2 separate regions of the Homo sapiens genome follow, and region 2 is linked to region 1. A link is a contact called in ENCODE Hi-C or POLR2A ChIA-PET data. All regions are on one chromosome and are shown on one strand. Each heading gives the region's core, a stretch centred on a gene start or an enhancer-like site at or near the end of the contact. The rest is flanking DNA. Distances are from core to core; before and after follow the strand shown. Region 1 holds the start of MAPK1 (mitogen-activated protein kinase 1). Region 2 has its middle 86 kb from the start of VPREB1.

What was found. Hi-C counts contacts between places; a loop is a spot of excess contacts on that map. ChIA-PET counts read pairs that join two places held with the same protein, here RNA polymerase II (POLR2A). Pooled maps may share reads with other maps.
Region 2: a pooled map shows a loop between it and region 1 (2.7-fold over the local background). The contact joins the enhancer-like site here to the promoter of MAPK1 in region 1. A Hi-C loop is called at or near these places in 1 of 37 single-sample maps with no recorded cell type and 4 of 50 pooled maps. POLR2A ChIA-PET finds 5 or more read pairs at or near these places in 2 of 52 experiments (activated B cell and activated T-cell).

The regions. Positions count from the first base shown.
Region 1 is chr22:21,866,395-21,873,662 of GRCh38, reverse strand. MAPK1 (mitogen-activated protein kinase 1) reads left to right here and starts at 6,018. Exons shown (of 9, transcript NM_002745.5): 1 at 6,018-6,341. The coding sequence starts at 6,223. RefSeq lists a silencer at 5,848-6,087.
Region 2 is chr22:22,155,490-22,162,840 of GRCh38, reverse strand. It overlaps IGL and IGLV4-60. Among named protein-coding and RNA genes, the nearest start is that of VPREB1, 86 kb to the left of the region's middle. RefSeq lists an enhancer at 5,764-5,923 and a silencer at 7,033-7,175. Within about 2 kb of position 5,925, at least 7 of the 41 ENCODE cell types and tissues checked have a DNase peak (open chromatin) inside an H3K27ac peak, as active enhancers do.

The DNA.
Region 1 (7,268 bases), core at 4,769-7,268:
GGAGTGCAGTGGCACGATCTTGGCTCATTGCAACCTCCGCCCCTCCTGGGTTCAATCAATTCTTGTGCCTCAGCCTCCTAAGTAGCTGGGATTACAGGGGTCTGCCACCATGCCTGACTAATTTTTGTATTTGTATTTTTTTTTTTTTTGAGGAGTCTCGCTCTGTCACCCAGGCTGGACTGCAGTGGCACTATCTCGGCTCACTGCAAGCTCCACCTCCCAGGTTCACGCCATTCTCCTGCCTCAGCCTCCCTAGTAGCTGGGACTACAGGCGCCCGCCACCACGCCCAGCTAATTTTTTGTATTTTTAGCAGAGACGGGGTTTCACCGTGTTAGCCGGGATGGTCTTGATCTCCTAACCTCGTGATCCGCCCGTCTCGGTCTCCCGAAGTGCTGGGATTACAGGTGTATTTGTATTTTTTTTTTTTGAGATGGAGTTTTGCTCTTGTCACCCAGGCTGGGGTGCAATGGCATGATCTTGGCTCACCGCAACCTCCGCCTCTCAGGTTCAAGTGATTCTCCTGCCTCAGCCTCCTGAGTAGCTGGAATTACAGGTGCATGCCACCACCATACCCAGCTAATTTTTGTATTTTTAGTACAGGCAGGGTTTCAACATGTTGGCCAGGCTGGTCTTGAACTCCTGACCTCAAGCGATCCACGCCACCTCGGCCTCCCAAAGTGCTGGGATTATAGATGTGAGCCACCACACCCGGCCACACCTGGCTAGTTGTAAAATTTTATGTAGAGATGGGGTCTCCCTATGTTGCCCAGTCTCAAACTCCTGAGCTCAAACAATCCTCCTGCCTCAGCCTCCCAAAGTGCTGGGATTACACACATGAGCTACCACACCTGGCCTGGAGATCAGACTTTAGGTAGTAAAGATTTCTGAACTATTAAAGAAACAGAATTTATAGTTCATAATTGATTGGATGGGGTACAGGGTAAGGCTTGAGGTAAAATGTGTTGTTAAAGATTATAGTGAACTCTCCAACTTAAGTGTCTGGGTGAAGGTGATGCTATCCACAGATACAAGATAAACAACAGGTTTAGGTGAGGTAGGTAACAGATAACATTTAGTGGGTACATAACATAATATGTGTCAGGCTCTTCACATATGTTGTCTTATGTACTCTGTCCAACAGACTTATGTGAGGTAGGCATTATTGTGATCCCATTTTAAGTCTGAGGAAAATGAGGACAAGGTCACACAGCTGGTAAGCAGAGCAGCCAAGATTCAAACAGTCTCAGCACAGAACTCATGCAGTTAACCAATGGTGGTTTAAATTTGTGGCACTGAAACACCTGTGGGATGTCACATGGAGCTGTCCTGTGTGCAGGTGGACATGCTGACCTGGAATTCAGGAGAGATCTTCTGAGCAATAAAGATCCAGGAAATGAGGGGCACGGTGGCTCACACCTGTATTCTTAGCACTTTGGGAGGCCGAGGTGGGCAGATCACGAGGTCAGGAGTTTGAGACCAGCCTGGCCAATATGGTGAAACCCCGCCTCTACTAAAAGTACAAAAAATAAATTAGCTGGGCGTGGTGGTGCATGCCTGTAATCCCAGCTACTCGGGAGGCTGAGGCAGAAAAATTGCTTGAACCTGGGAGGTGGAGGTTGCCGTGAGCCGAGATCACCCTACCACACTCCAGCCTGGGCAACAGAGTGAGACTCTGTCTCAAAAAAAAAAAAAAAAGATCTGGGAGGAAGGAGGTGCATACCAATAGTCCCAGTTACTTGGGAGGCTGAAGTAGGAGAATGGTTTGAGGCCAGGAGTTCAAAACCAGCCTGGGCAACAAGTGAGACCCCGTCTCTCTCTATTTTTTTTTTTTTTTTGAGATGGAGTCTCACTCTGTTACTCAGGCTAGAGTGCAGTGGTGTGATCTCTGCTCACTGCAACCTCCACCTCCTGAGTTCAAGAGACCTTCCCGCCTCAGCCTCCCAAGTAGCTGGGATTACAGGTATGAGCCACCATGCCTAACTAATTTTTCTGTATTTTTAGTAGAGACAGGGTTTTGTCATGTTGGCCAGGCTTATCTCAAACTCCTGACCTCAGGTGATCCGCCCACCTCGGCCTCCCAAAGTGCTGAATTATGGGCGTGGGCCACCGCGCCTGGCCCCCGTCTCCTTTTATATATAATTTTCCAAAAAAAAAAAAAAAAAAAAAAGATCTAGGAGGAATTAAGGCACTGGAGTGAATGAAATCATCTATGAAGGGTCAAAATCTACCCCTTCAAAGTGTTGTCAATCTTGTTCTATTTTCCTTTGTCTTTTAAGTGTTGCAGAGGAGAAATCTGAAGAAAGCCAGTTTTTAGCTTTTTTTTTGAGATGGAGTCTCGTTCTTGCCACCATCTATGAATCTATGAAGGGTCGAAACCTACCCCTTCAAAGTGTTGTCAATCTTGTTCTATTTTCCTTTGGCTTTTAAGTGTTGCAGAGGAAAAATCTGAATAAAGCCAGTTTTTAGCTTTTTTTTTTTTTAAATGGAGTCTCGTTCTTATCACCCAGACTGGAGTGCAATGGTGCAATCTCGGCTCACTGCAACCTATGCCTTCCGGGTTCAAGCGATTCTCCTGCCTTAGCCTCCCAAGTAGCTAGGATTACAGGTGCCAGCCATCATGCTCGGCTAATTTTTGTATTTTCAGTAGAGACAAGGTTTTACCACGTTGGCCAGGCTGGTCTCGAACTCCTGACCTCAGGTGATCCACCCGCCTCAGCCTCCCAAAGTGCTGGGATTACAGGTGTGAGCCACCTCGCCCAGCCATCTTTTTTTCCCCCGGAGACGGAATCTCACTCTGTTGCCCAGACTGGAGTGCAGTGGCACGATCTCGGCTCACTGCAACCTCCACCTCCTGGATTCAAGCAATTCTCCTGCCTCAGCCTCCCAAGAAGCTGGAATTACAGGCACACACCACCACACCCAGCTAATTTTTGTATTTTTAGAAGAGATGGGGTTTCGCCATGTTGGCCAGGCTGGTCTAGAACTCCTGACCTCATGATCCGCCCGCCTCGGCCTCCCAAAGTGCTGGGATTACAGGCACGAGCCACCGTGCCTGCTGGCCAGCTTTTTTATAAATAACATTTTTTTCCCTAATTGGGTCTATTAGTGTCTGTTCTTTATCCCTGAAACTTAATGATTTTCCCAGATTATGTGTTGTTGGTTTCTTCTTAATTTTTCTCAATCTCAGTGAACCCACTCTATTTCCCACCTCCACCTCAGACCTTTTTGCAACCTAAGGAAACTTTTCTCCTATTGTAATTTTGATTATTCGCTCTAACCGATTTGCTCTGTCTTCCTGTGGGGATGCCTAGAGTTAGAATCCCTAGATGCTGTCCATCCCCATTATCTTCTCTTACAGGATTCCATCACTTTGTTCTATATTCTTGAAAATTTTCTCATGTTTATCTTCTATATTGCTGATGTACTCTTCTGCATCAAGTCTACTTTTTTTTTTTTTTTTTTTGAGACGGAGTCTTGCTCTGTCACCCAGGTTGGAGTGCAGTGGCGTGACCTCGGCTCACTGCAAGCTCCGCCTCCCGGGTTGACGCCATTCTCCTGTCTCAGCCTCCGGAGTAGGTGGGACTACAGGCACTCGCCACCACGCCCGGCTAATTTTTTTTTTTTTTTTTTTTGTATTTTTAGTAGAGACGAGGTTTCACCATGTTAGCCAGGATGGTCTCGATCTCCTGACCTTGTGATCCGCCCATCTCGGCCTCCCAAAGTGCTGGGATTACAAGCGTGAGCCACCGCACCCGGCCTCTTTTTTTTTTTTTTTTTTGAGACGGAGTCTCACTCTGTGGCCCAGGCTGGAGTGCAGTGGCGCGATCTCAGCTCACTGTAACCTCTGCCTCCCGAGTTCAAGCAATTCTCCTGCCTCAGCCTCCCGAGTAGCTGGGACTACAGGCACACCGGCAGGCCCAGCTAATTTTTTGTATCTTAGTAGAGACGGGGTTTCACCATGTTGCCCAGGCTGGTCCCCAGTTTCTGAGCTTGGGCAATCTGCCCTCCTCCGCCTCCCAAAGTGCTGGGATTACAGGCGTGAGCCACCGCGCCCGGCCGGTTATTGTGGTTTTAATTTCATGGTACTCCATTTATCTTGGCCTGTTTTTTAAAAAAATATGCAATGTCCTCTTTTGAGAATAAGAATTAGGTATTTTCTTTTTATTATTATTATTATACTTTAAGTTTTAGGGTACATGTGCACAATGTGCTGGTTAGTTACATATGTATACATGTGCCATGCTGGTGTGCTGCACCCATTAACTCAAGAATTAGGTATTTTCTAAAATTGGGTCCTGCTTCATGGGCTAAATATATTTTGAAGGAGTAAATTTTGGCTGGAGCAGTTTATTCCTTTTCTCATGTGTCACATCCTTTTTCCCCCACAGGATTTTTTGTTTGTTTGTTTCTCTGTTTTAGAGACAGGGTATTGCTGTGTTGCCCAGGCTAGTCTTGAATTCTTGGGCCCAAGTTGGGATTACAGGCGTGAGCCACCACACCAGCTTCCACCAGAGAGTTAAACAAACAAACAAACAAAAAACTTTGTTTATTCTCCTTTGAGATTGACTAATTAATCTTTGTTGATGTCTAGAAGTCAAGAGTTGATGGTTTTAAACTTGGAAGAGTTGAACAAAGAGGATATAGGGTCTGCCGCTCTTCCTTCTCCCTCCAAACATGGCAGGGGAAAAGGTTCAGAAGCAGTGCCTGGGTCATTGTCCGTCTCGTTGTCTTAGCTTTCCTTGGTATCCACCTGCTTCAGGACTCTAATTTTTATTTTTTCAACCTCTGTTGTTTGTGACTGTTTCTTAACCTGGTGTGTCTCTTTTTCTCTAAACCTCGATGTTTTGGTTTTAGTGACTCTATCTTTGCATTTCTATTTCATTACCTGCTCTGTCAGCATTTCTGCCTATCTGTACCAATCTCGGTCTGTCTCTGAACGCAAATGTATCTCTCATGTGTTTCGACCCACCACCCCCTAATCCCTTACTCTCTGCTTTGTCCTCCTGCCTCAGCCTCCCAAGTAGCTGGGATGACAGGCGCCCACCACTGCGCCCGGCTAATTTTTGTATTTTTAGTAGAGACAGGGTTTCGCCATGTTGGCCAGGCTGGTCTTGAACTCCTGACCTCGTGATCCGCCCGCCTCGGCCTCCCAAAGTGCTAGGATTACAGGCGTGAGCCACCTCGCCCGGACTTAATTTTTGTATTTTTAGTAGAGACCTGGTCTCAAACTCCTGACCTCAAGTGATCCGCCCGCCTCGGCCTCCCAAAGTGCTGGGATGATAGGCGTGAGACACCGCGCCCTCCCTTCTGCTTTGTACTTCTTCATCGTACTTATCACAACTTGAGCATTACACGTATTTGTCTGTCTCCTCTCTCTAAAAGGTAACTTCTATAAGGGTGGATCCCCAGGAACATGGAGTGTGCTCAACAAACATCTGAACTAACCTGATTGGCGTATCCTCTCAGTGTCTCCTTTTAGTCTCGACAATTGTGTTTCACACTTTCTCAGTATGCAAATATCTTTCTCGGTCTGGGTCATGCCTTTCGGTTTCTGCCCCAGTGCAGAGGCCTCTAAGTTTATCAGCGTGTGGACCACAGATTCGCAGAGGCCTGAGCTGCGGCGCTGCCGGGATATGGCGCGTCGTCGGGCCTCAAGCACAGCCCGGGGTCCCTCGCTGGCTCTGTTCGGACCCTGCTCGGTCGCTCGCCTGGGCCCCAGCCATCTCTCACTTCAGCCCATGAGTTCTGCCCCACGTCTGTCTCCCTGGGTGTCTTAAGAGACGCGACCCGCACCGACGCCCCCGCGAATGCACCGCGAATGCACGTGACCGCGCCTAGTGGCGCCCCCTCAGTCAACGCCGTCGCAGTGCCCCTCCCGAAGCCCGCCGCTTCCGCCGGCCCGCGCGGCCCCGCCCCCAGCCGCGAGGAACCAATCCGCATGCACACTTCTTGTCCCCGCCCCGGCACCCTCCTCGGCGCGCGCCCCTCCCTCCGCCCGCCCGCCGGCCCGCCCGTCAGTCTGGCAGGCAGGCAGGCAATCGGTCCGAGTGGCTGTCGGCTCTTCAGCTCTCCCGCTCGGCGTCTTCCTTCCTCCTCCCGGTCAGCGTCGGCGGCTGCACCGGCGGCGGCGCAGTCCCTGCGGGAGGGGCGACAAGAGCTGAGCGGCGGCCGCCGAGCGTCGAGCTCAGCGCGGCGGAGGCGGCGGCGGCCCGGCAGCCAACATGGCGGCGGCGGCGGCGGCGGGCGCGGGCCCGGAGATGGTCCGCGGGCAGGTGTTCGACGTGGGGCCGCGCTACACCAACCTCTCGTACATCGGCGAGGGCGCCTACGGCATGGTGTGGTGAGTGTCCGCGACCGGCCACGCCCGGCCCCCCCACCGCCCGGGGCCGCAGCGGACGCAGCCTCGGCCTCGCCCGCGCCTCGGCCTCAGGCGCCGCGGCGACCTCGAACCCGGACTTCACCGCGGTCCGCGCGCCAGGGCTCGGGCGCGGCCCCGGGCCGGTTGAGGTTTAGGTGTTGTTGCTCGCGGTTCCCGGGCCTTCGGTCGCTCGGGAAGGGGCTCAGGGAGTGGCGCGGGGGGCGTAGGCCGGTACTAGTGGACCCTTGGCCCCGGGCGCAGCGCGGCCTTTAAAGTCTGGACCCTCGGGAAGGCAACGGAAGGGTCCCCACCCCTCAATTTGCTAGTATCATGGCCTTCTTTTGGACTTTCGATTGTAAAACTGTGAATTCCATCAGATGCTTGTCGGTGTTGGCGGCGGTGGCTGCTGAGGTCCTGAAAGCGTTTTGCCTCCGCGTGTGTGCAGAACACCGAAATAATCGTTTTTCTCTCTTCGCCTCTGTTTGCAGCCAACGGCTTTCATTAAATATCCTCAGCGGTGCTAATGGTGGTCTCCGCGCAGGCTTTCTAAAATGGATTACTGACGCCAGTGTTGGTGGCATATTTCCGTCTTGAAGTTTTTACTTCTAAGTGGATTTTAATATCGTACTGCTGGCGTTTCAGGAAGGATAAACTAACATTACTCTCTTGATTTGTTAAAGATCCGTTTAGAGTTGGGCCTAATTTGACTTTTTTTTTAGCCCCCAAGTGAGCTCTTTTACCAGCATAAATGCTCCCAGATGTTTTAGCCCAATTGCTATGGACTCCTGTTAATGATTTAGTGGTCATTATGTATGCAGCCTTAATGGAGTTCTTGCAGAATCACACGTAGACTCCCTCATCTTGATTCAGGTCCCTTAGAAAAGTGAAATGATAGTGACGGTTTTTTTT
Region 2 (7,351 bases), core at 4,676-7,175, 290 kb before region 1:
AAATGGGAAATTGTGAGTAAAATTGTTCTAAATCAGAGGATGCATCCAGATAGATTTTTTACATACAGAAAATGTTTTAAAATTAAAAATTGTCACTGAACAATAGCCTCAGCAGGTTGAGGATTTTGTCCCACTTCCTCATCTGCCTGTATCACTGTGTGAGTGTTACTGTCCCAGGTCTCACAGTAATAATCAGCCTCATCCTCAAACTGGAGGTTGGAGATGGTGAGGTAGCGGTCAGCCCCAGAGCTGGAGCCTGAGAAGCGATCAGGAACTCCGCTCCCCTTGTTGTAGCTTCCACTACCTTCAAGCTTCATCAAGTACCGAGGGGCCTTCCCTGGCTGCTGCTGATGCCATGCGATGATGTAGCTACTGTGCCCACTGCTCAGAGTGCAGGTGAGCTTGACCGAGGATCCCAGGGAAGCAGAGGCAGAGGATGATTGAGTCAGCACAGGCTGGGAGAGAGACCCTGAAAACAGAGACGCTCATTATGGCCTGAAGGAAGGACAAGAGCAAACAACATTTCTGGTATGAGTTTGGGAGATGGTGTCAGTGAGCTGGGGCATGAGGATGCTGAGGGTCCTCCTGACCTGTGCAGTGGAGGAGGAGAGGGAAGAGGAGGAGGAGTGGGGTCCAGGCCATGGTGCAGACTCCCCAGAGCTCTGCTGAGGCAGCCACGCTGCAGGTCTCTCTTATCCACCCTCTAGCCTCAAAGGAGAGGGAGGGGCCCTTCATGCAAATGTGCTCCTCTTCCCCTGCTTAACCTAACTCTCCCTGGGCCTGTGTACAGCCTCTGTGGCTGGGTGACACTACTAGGAGGAGTCAGCCTGGGCTGAGCTTGGCCTGAAGCTCCCCAAGCACCCAGAGAGGACCCAGCTGCTGGCCCCAGTGAGCCGTGAGGCAAAACAAAGTTCATGGACTTTATTTCCCAGCTGAGAGCCGCACAGAGCCCCCACCAGCAGCCCCATTGTGCTCTCTGCAGCCCAGGCCCAGGCCCATCGTGTCTGTGACCAGATGCCAGAGGATGAGACCCTTCCTCAGGGCAGCCTCCTACCTCATCTCAGCCTTTAACTCTCTTTTTTTTTTTTTAATTATTATTATACTTTAAGTTTTAGGGTACATGTGCACAATGTGCAGGTTAGTTACATATGTATACATGTGCCATGCTAGTGTGCTGCACCCGCTAACTCATCATCTAGCATTAGGTATATCTCCCAATGCTATCCCTCCCCCCTCCCCCCACCACACAACAGTCCCCAGAGTGTGATGTTCCCCTTCCTGTGTCCATGTTTTCTCATTGTTCAATTCCCACCTATGAGTGAGAATATGCGGTGTTTGGTTTTTTGTTCTTGCAATAGTTTACTGAGAATGATAATTTCCAATTTCATCCATGTCCCTACAAAGGACATGAACTCATCCTTTTTTATGGCTGCATAGTATTCCATGGTGTATATGTGCCACGTTTTCTTAATCCAGTCTATCATTGTTGGACATTTGGGTTGGTTCCAAGTCTTTGCTATTGTGAATAGTGCCACAATAAACATACGTGTGCATGTGTCTTTATAGCAGCATGATTTATAGTCCTTTGGGTATATACCCAGTAATGGAATGGCTGGGTCAAATGGTATTTCTAGTTCTAGCTCCCTGAAGAATCGCCACACTGACTTCCACAATGGTTGAACTAGTTTACAGTCCCACCAACAGTGTAAAAGTGTTCCTATTTCTCCACATCCTCTCCAGCACCTGTTGTTTCCTGACTTTTTAGTGATTGCCATTCTAACTGGTGTGAGATGGTATCTCATTGTGGTTTTGATTTGCATTTCTCTGATGGCCAGTGATGGTGAGCATTTTTTCGTATGTTTTTTGGCTGCATAAATGCCTTCTTCTGAGAAGTGTCTGTTCATGTCCTTCGCCCACTTTTTGATGGGGTTTTTTGTTTTTTTCTTGTAAATTTGTTTGAGTTCATTGTAGATTCTGGATATTAGCCCCTTTGTCAGATGAGTAGGTTGTGAAAATTTTCTCCCATTTTGTAGGTTGCCTGTTCACTCTGATGGTAGTTTCTTTTGCTGTGCAGAAGCTCTTTAGTTTAATCAGATCCCATTTGTCAATTTTGGCTTTTGTTGCCATTGCTTTTGGTGTTTTAGACGTGAAGTCCTTGCCCATGCCTATGTCCTGAATGGTAATGCCTAGGTTTTCTTCTTAGGGTTTTTATGGTTTTAGGTCTAACATTTAAGTCTTTAATCCATCTTGAATTGATTTTTGTATAAGGTGTAAGGAAGGGATCCAGTTTCAGCTTTCTACATATGGCTAGCCAGTTTTCCCAGCACCATTTATTAAATAGGGAATCCTTTCCCCATTGCTTGTTTTTCTCAGGTTTGTCAAAGATCAGATAGTTGTAGATATGCGGCGTTATTTCTGAGGGCTCTGTTCTGTTCCATTGATCTATATCTCTGTTTTGGTACCAGTACCATACTGTTTTGGTTACTGTAGCCTTGTAGTATAGTTTGAAGTCAGGTAGTGTGATGCCTCCAGCTTTGTTCTTTTGGCTTAGGATTGACTTGGCGATGCGGGCTCTTTTTTGGTTCCATATGAACTTTAAAATAGTTTTTTCCAATTCTGTGAAGAAAGTCATTGGTAGCTTGATGGGGATGGCATTGAATCTATAAATTACCTTGGGCAGTATGGCCATTTTCATGATATTGATTCTTCCTACCCATGAGCATGGAATATTTGGGCTTCCTCTGTGAAAACACAACACATAATTCTTCCCATTTTATAAGGAGTCCGCAGGAGAAGGTTGTCTCATATACAAACTGTGCATGAAATAAAGTACATTTGCTGAGAACAAGGACAGTTCAGCCATGCACCCACTTCCCCACAAACTCATGAAGCCATGTTTCTCTCCCTACTTGATTCTTCAGGAGATCACACATAGAGAGCAGGGTGAGCATTTGGGAGGATCCTTTAACCTGACTGAGTGCTTCACTGAATGCTCTAGTAACTGAGGAGAGAAACGGGTTGGAAGGAGAAGCTATTTGAGGGGATGGAAAAGAGAAACAGTGGCCTCAGGCATCTTTTGTAGTAAGGGGTAAGAGAGGCTGAAGAACGAAGAGGGAATGTGAGTGACAACTTTCAAGAAAAGATGAAAAATACCCATGGCTTTTCTTCTAGAAATATTTTGGTGATTGTCTAAGGAGGTCACAGAGAAGAAGGAAGTGGAATGAAAGGGAGAGAAACAGGAGAACTGAGAAGGGAAGTTGTGAGTTTGAGATGGGGAAGCAGAGAGGGTGAGGAGGGTCCATGCTTGGGAAAAGACTGGAGAAGAAGCCAGTGCAGAAATTGGGCAGGAGCCAGCAGGGATGTTGGATCAAGAGGAGGTTTGAGTTGTGTTTGCATTCATTTCTATTTCTTAAAAAAAAAAAAATAGAACCTCTCCCAACTTCCCATCTGCCCTCTGTGATCAGCTCCCTGCCTGGAATTGGGGATTTCTCTTTGATCATAATCCTTTAGCTCCCTCTCAGATAAATTTCTATTTGGTTTCTGTCTGAAAGTGGCTTCCCTTATTTCCCACCATTCTTATGAATATGGTAATATTAAAACATGTATGTGGATCTTTGGAAGAAGGGGCCTTCTAGAAACGCAGAATTTCAGTCCACAGTCCAGACCCACTGATCAGAATCCACATTATCCAGGATCCCACATGATCCATGTGCACATTCAAGTCTGAGCAGCTCTGGGCTGATCCAGGGAGGAAGGCGCTGGTGGGTTTGGTGATAGGTGGTTCCTCATGCCCCAGTCTGTTCTGCGTCCTGCCCACATGTCCAGCAAACTCACACTGTTGTACATGATGCTCTGGGCATGCTGCATTTGTGACTTCCCAAACAATATGTAGGTGTCTCCCCCTGCACTCTCAAATCCACAGAGATGACCAGGAGTGTTTTGTTAATAACAAGGTGATCTTCCCACCTTCACATCTTGATACTAGTGAACAAGTGGAATTATGTAAAAGCTACAATTTTCCATTAGATCTCATAATGTTAATATTATTATTCAGTTCTCATATATTTAGGGATTTTTAAGACACAAGGATTTCTTATCTTAACCTTAAATTACAAGCATATTTATAAAGTTAGAAATATGAGCACAGATATAATCATATTCATGGAAAAACTGGTTGCCAAAATGAAAGAAGTACAATCAATTTCAGAAGTATTGTGTAATTTATTGTCTGGTGTATTGGTTTCCTAGAACTGCTGTCAGAATGTATTAAACACAAGTTTGGTTAAGATAACACAAATGTATTGTCTCACAGTTCTGGAGGCTAGCCTCCCAAAATTCATAGAAAGGGCAATGTTTCCATATATACCTGAGGGGAGATCCTTCCTTCCCTCTTTCTGGCTGCTGGTGGTTTGCCAGCAATCTTTAGTGCTCCTTATCTTGCAGCTGTGTAAATTCAATCTCTGCCTTCGTCGTCACACGGCATTCTCTCTGTGTCTTCCAATCTCCTTACTACCATCATCTTATAAGGACACCAGGCACATTGGATCAAGAGGCCACCTCGCTCTAGGATGGCTTCATCCTAAGAATTACATAAGCAATAACACTATTTTAAAAATAAGGTCACATTTAGAAGTACTGGGGGTTAGACCTTCAAAATATTTTCCTAGGTGGATACTTTCTTATATAACATTAGAGAAGAGAATCCCTCTTAACACTTTTATAATTTTTAATGCTTAAAAAGCTATGAAATACACACTATTAACATAGAACATGAAATAAACTTTATTAATATAATTTCCTCTCTTAGCTTTTAATAGGCAAAACAACAACAAAATCTTTTGAGATCCATCTTTCTGGATGAAGTGTGTTTGACCTTAGTCTTTAGAGTTGATCTCACTATTACTGTTCTGTTTGGAATATAAACATAAATTCTTCTTTTTGGGAATCTGCATCTCCCAAATGATTCACAAATATTTTCCACTTTAAAATTCAAACAGATACAGGAATCAATTTACACCCCTCCACCCACCTTTCTCTCTACGGATAGTTAAAATTTAGGTGTCCTTGAGAGCTCAGGTGTCTGGCCACGTGATCCTGATATCCTACGTTCATGTTTGTACCCCGGATCAGCCAAAAGCTCGTTCATGTCCTGCTTCCCCATCTGGGTCTCTCACTGTGCTAAGGACCACTGTGGTGTAGCCCACAGTATACTCAGCCTCATCCTCAGGCTGGGCCCCTTGAGGGGTCAGGGCAGCTTTCCCCCAGGAGGGAGCCAGAGAATCAAGTGGGCATCCAGGGGTGTTTGTTATCTGTGTTACACATCAATGTCCTGAGGACTTGACCAGGCTTCTGCTGAATTCAGTGCTGTGGTGCTGAAGCCACACATGAGAATAAGTCTCTCTCTTTAGGACACAGTCAGTGAGGGCTCCTGAGTCACCACAGCCTGAGAACTGAACCAAGAAACTAAAACAGATACATGTTATGTGTGAGGAATCACAGCAGACAGATCCCTCCAAAGTCCTGTCTTTGAAATCTACATGAACCTGGGCAGTGAGGAGGGAGAGAGGGGAGGATAGACATCCAAGCTATGGTGTGGACTTTCCAAGGATCCCCAGAACCCCCGGCTACTTCTGGACCCTGGGACAGTTCCTCTAACTCCTCGTCACCTCCCCGGGTAGATGTGTGTTTGGTTAGGACATTATGCAAACATGGGGCCTCTACCAAAACCACCGGCTCCCTAAGTTCTGAGTGCTCAGCCAGGCAGCAGCCGCTCTGTCAGGGAGGATGGGCTGCTGGGAACTCTGAGTTTGCCCTTTGGGAGAAAGCACCTGCTCTAAACCCCAATTCGGGCCAGTGAGTATGGACCCAGGAGCCATAAATGAGAGCCCCGGGAGTTCATTTCCGGCCTTGCTCACCTCTGAGAAGATCCACAGCTCCCTCTGCTGGGCTTAGATGGCTATTGTTTGTACTTTCTTCCCTACTTAACGGTAAATAATTCCTCTAATGCCTGAACTTTAATTTCACTGTTACCTGTTCCAGAGTCCCTCCAGACTGTTCTTTTTAATTTATTGCATTTTTCTGTTTTCTAATTTTAATTTGGTTTGTTTCTATGACTTATTTTTCTTTTCGGGATTTGCTTCTTTTCCACTTGTTTCAAGAATGTCCCCTCTGACACAAGTTTACCTACGTAACATACCTGCACATGAACCCCTGAACCTAAAACTTCAAAAAATAATGTCTAAAATTGCTCACTGAAGGAATTGTATAATTACTCCTTAATTAATCTCAGTTACATAACATCAGCACCTAAATTATTTCAGTATTGGTGTCTATCAATTGTCTTTTCTCATTTAAGTTGTGTTCTTCTGGTTCTTCATATGGAAAGTTATTTTACTGTATCCTAGATATTGTGGATATTATAAGACTTTCTACAAGTTTATCAAGACACATGAAATAGTGCTTGTTTTTGTTTTATTGCTTTTTTTTTACTTTGTCATTAAGAGGAAAAATGACACACATTCCCCTTTGTATGCATTTAATTTCACATTTTGCAATCAATCAAATCATATGGGAAATGAGTTACCCTGTAGTCTGCTTTGCATCTGCTGAAATATTCCTGAAGCCTCTTATGTCTCTCATCCTCTATCTTAGCCATTTTCTTTGAAGTTCACCAAATATGCCAAAGTGTTGCTTATAACTTGAGGAAGAAGAAATTCACCTTTGATCTCAAGTGACTGCCATGATTGATAGAAAAAGTGCTTGTGATGATCCCATTGGGGGCCTGAAGAATAAATGATCTGAGTCTACAGTGGTTGAAAACCAGACTCCAAAAACAAGAAATTTGCTTCAGAAGCATAGGACTGAGGCTTGATCCAAGGGTTTGAGTGTAGTTTCCCACTTGTATTTTTGTATTTGTCCCTGTGGTGATATTTCAGATCACCACACCGAGCATGTAACACTGGGCCTCATTCTTGGTCTAGTCCTCATTATAACCAGAGTGGCTTTTTCTTCATGAAGAGAACCAGGGGATTGTGCAGGGGTCCCAGGACCTGACTGCTTGTGCCCACCATTGCCCTGGGGACATTGCCAGATGTTCTGTTGGGCCCAGCTGTCGAGATGCTCTGATGACAGCCCCAATTTTGGAGCCATAGGTGAAGGTGACTGCCCCTCCAGGAGTTGTGGAAAGTGAATGTTCCTGTGTCACCACAACCTGGGAAGTAACTCCTGAACCCAGAGAAAGGAAAGAGATGTCATCAGGACAGGAGAAAAAAATCCCAGAGCATACAGACACCCAGTAGTTTCTAAGTAAATATGTTTATTACTAAAAAAAATCATTGAGCCAACAAAACAC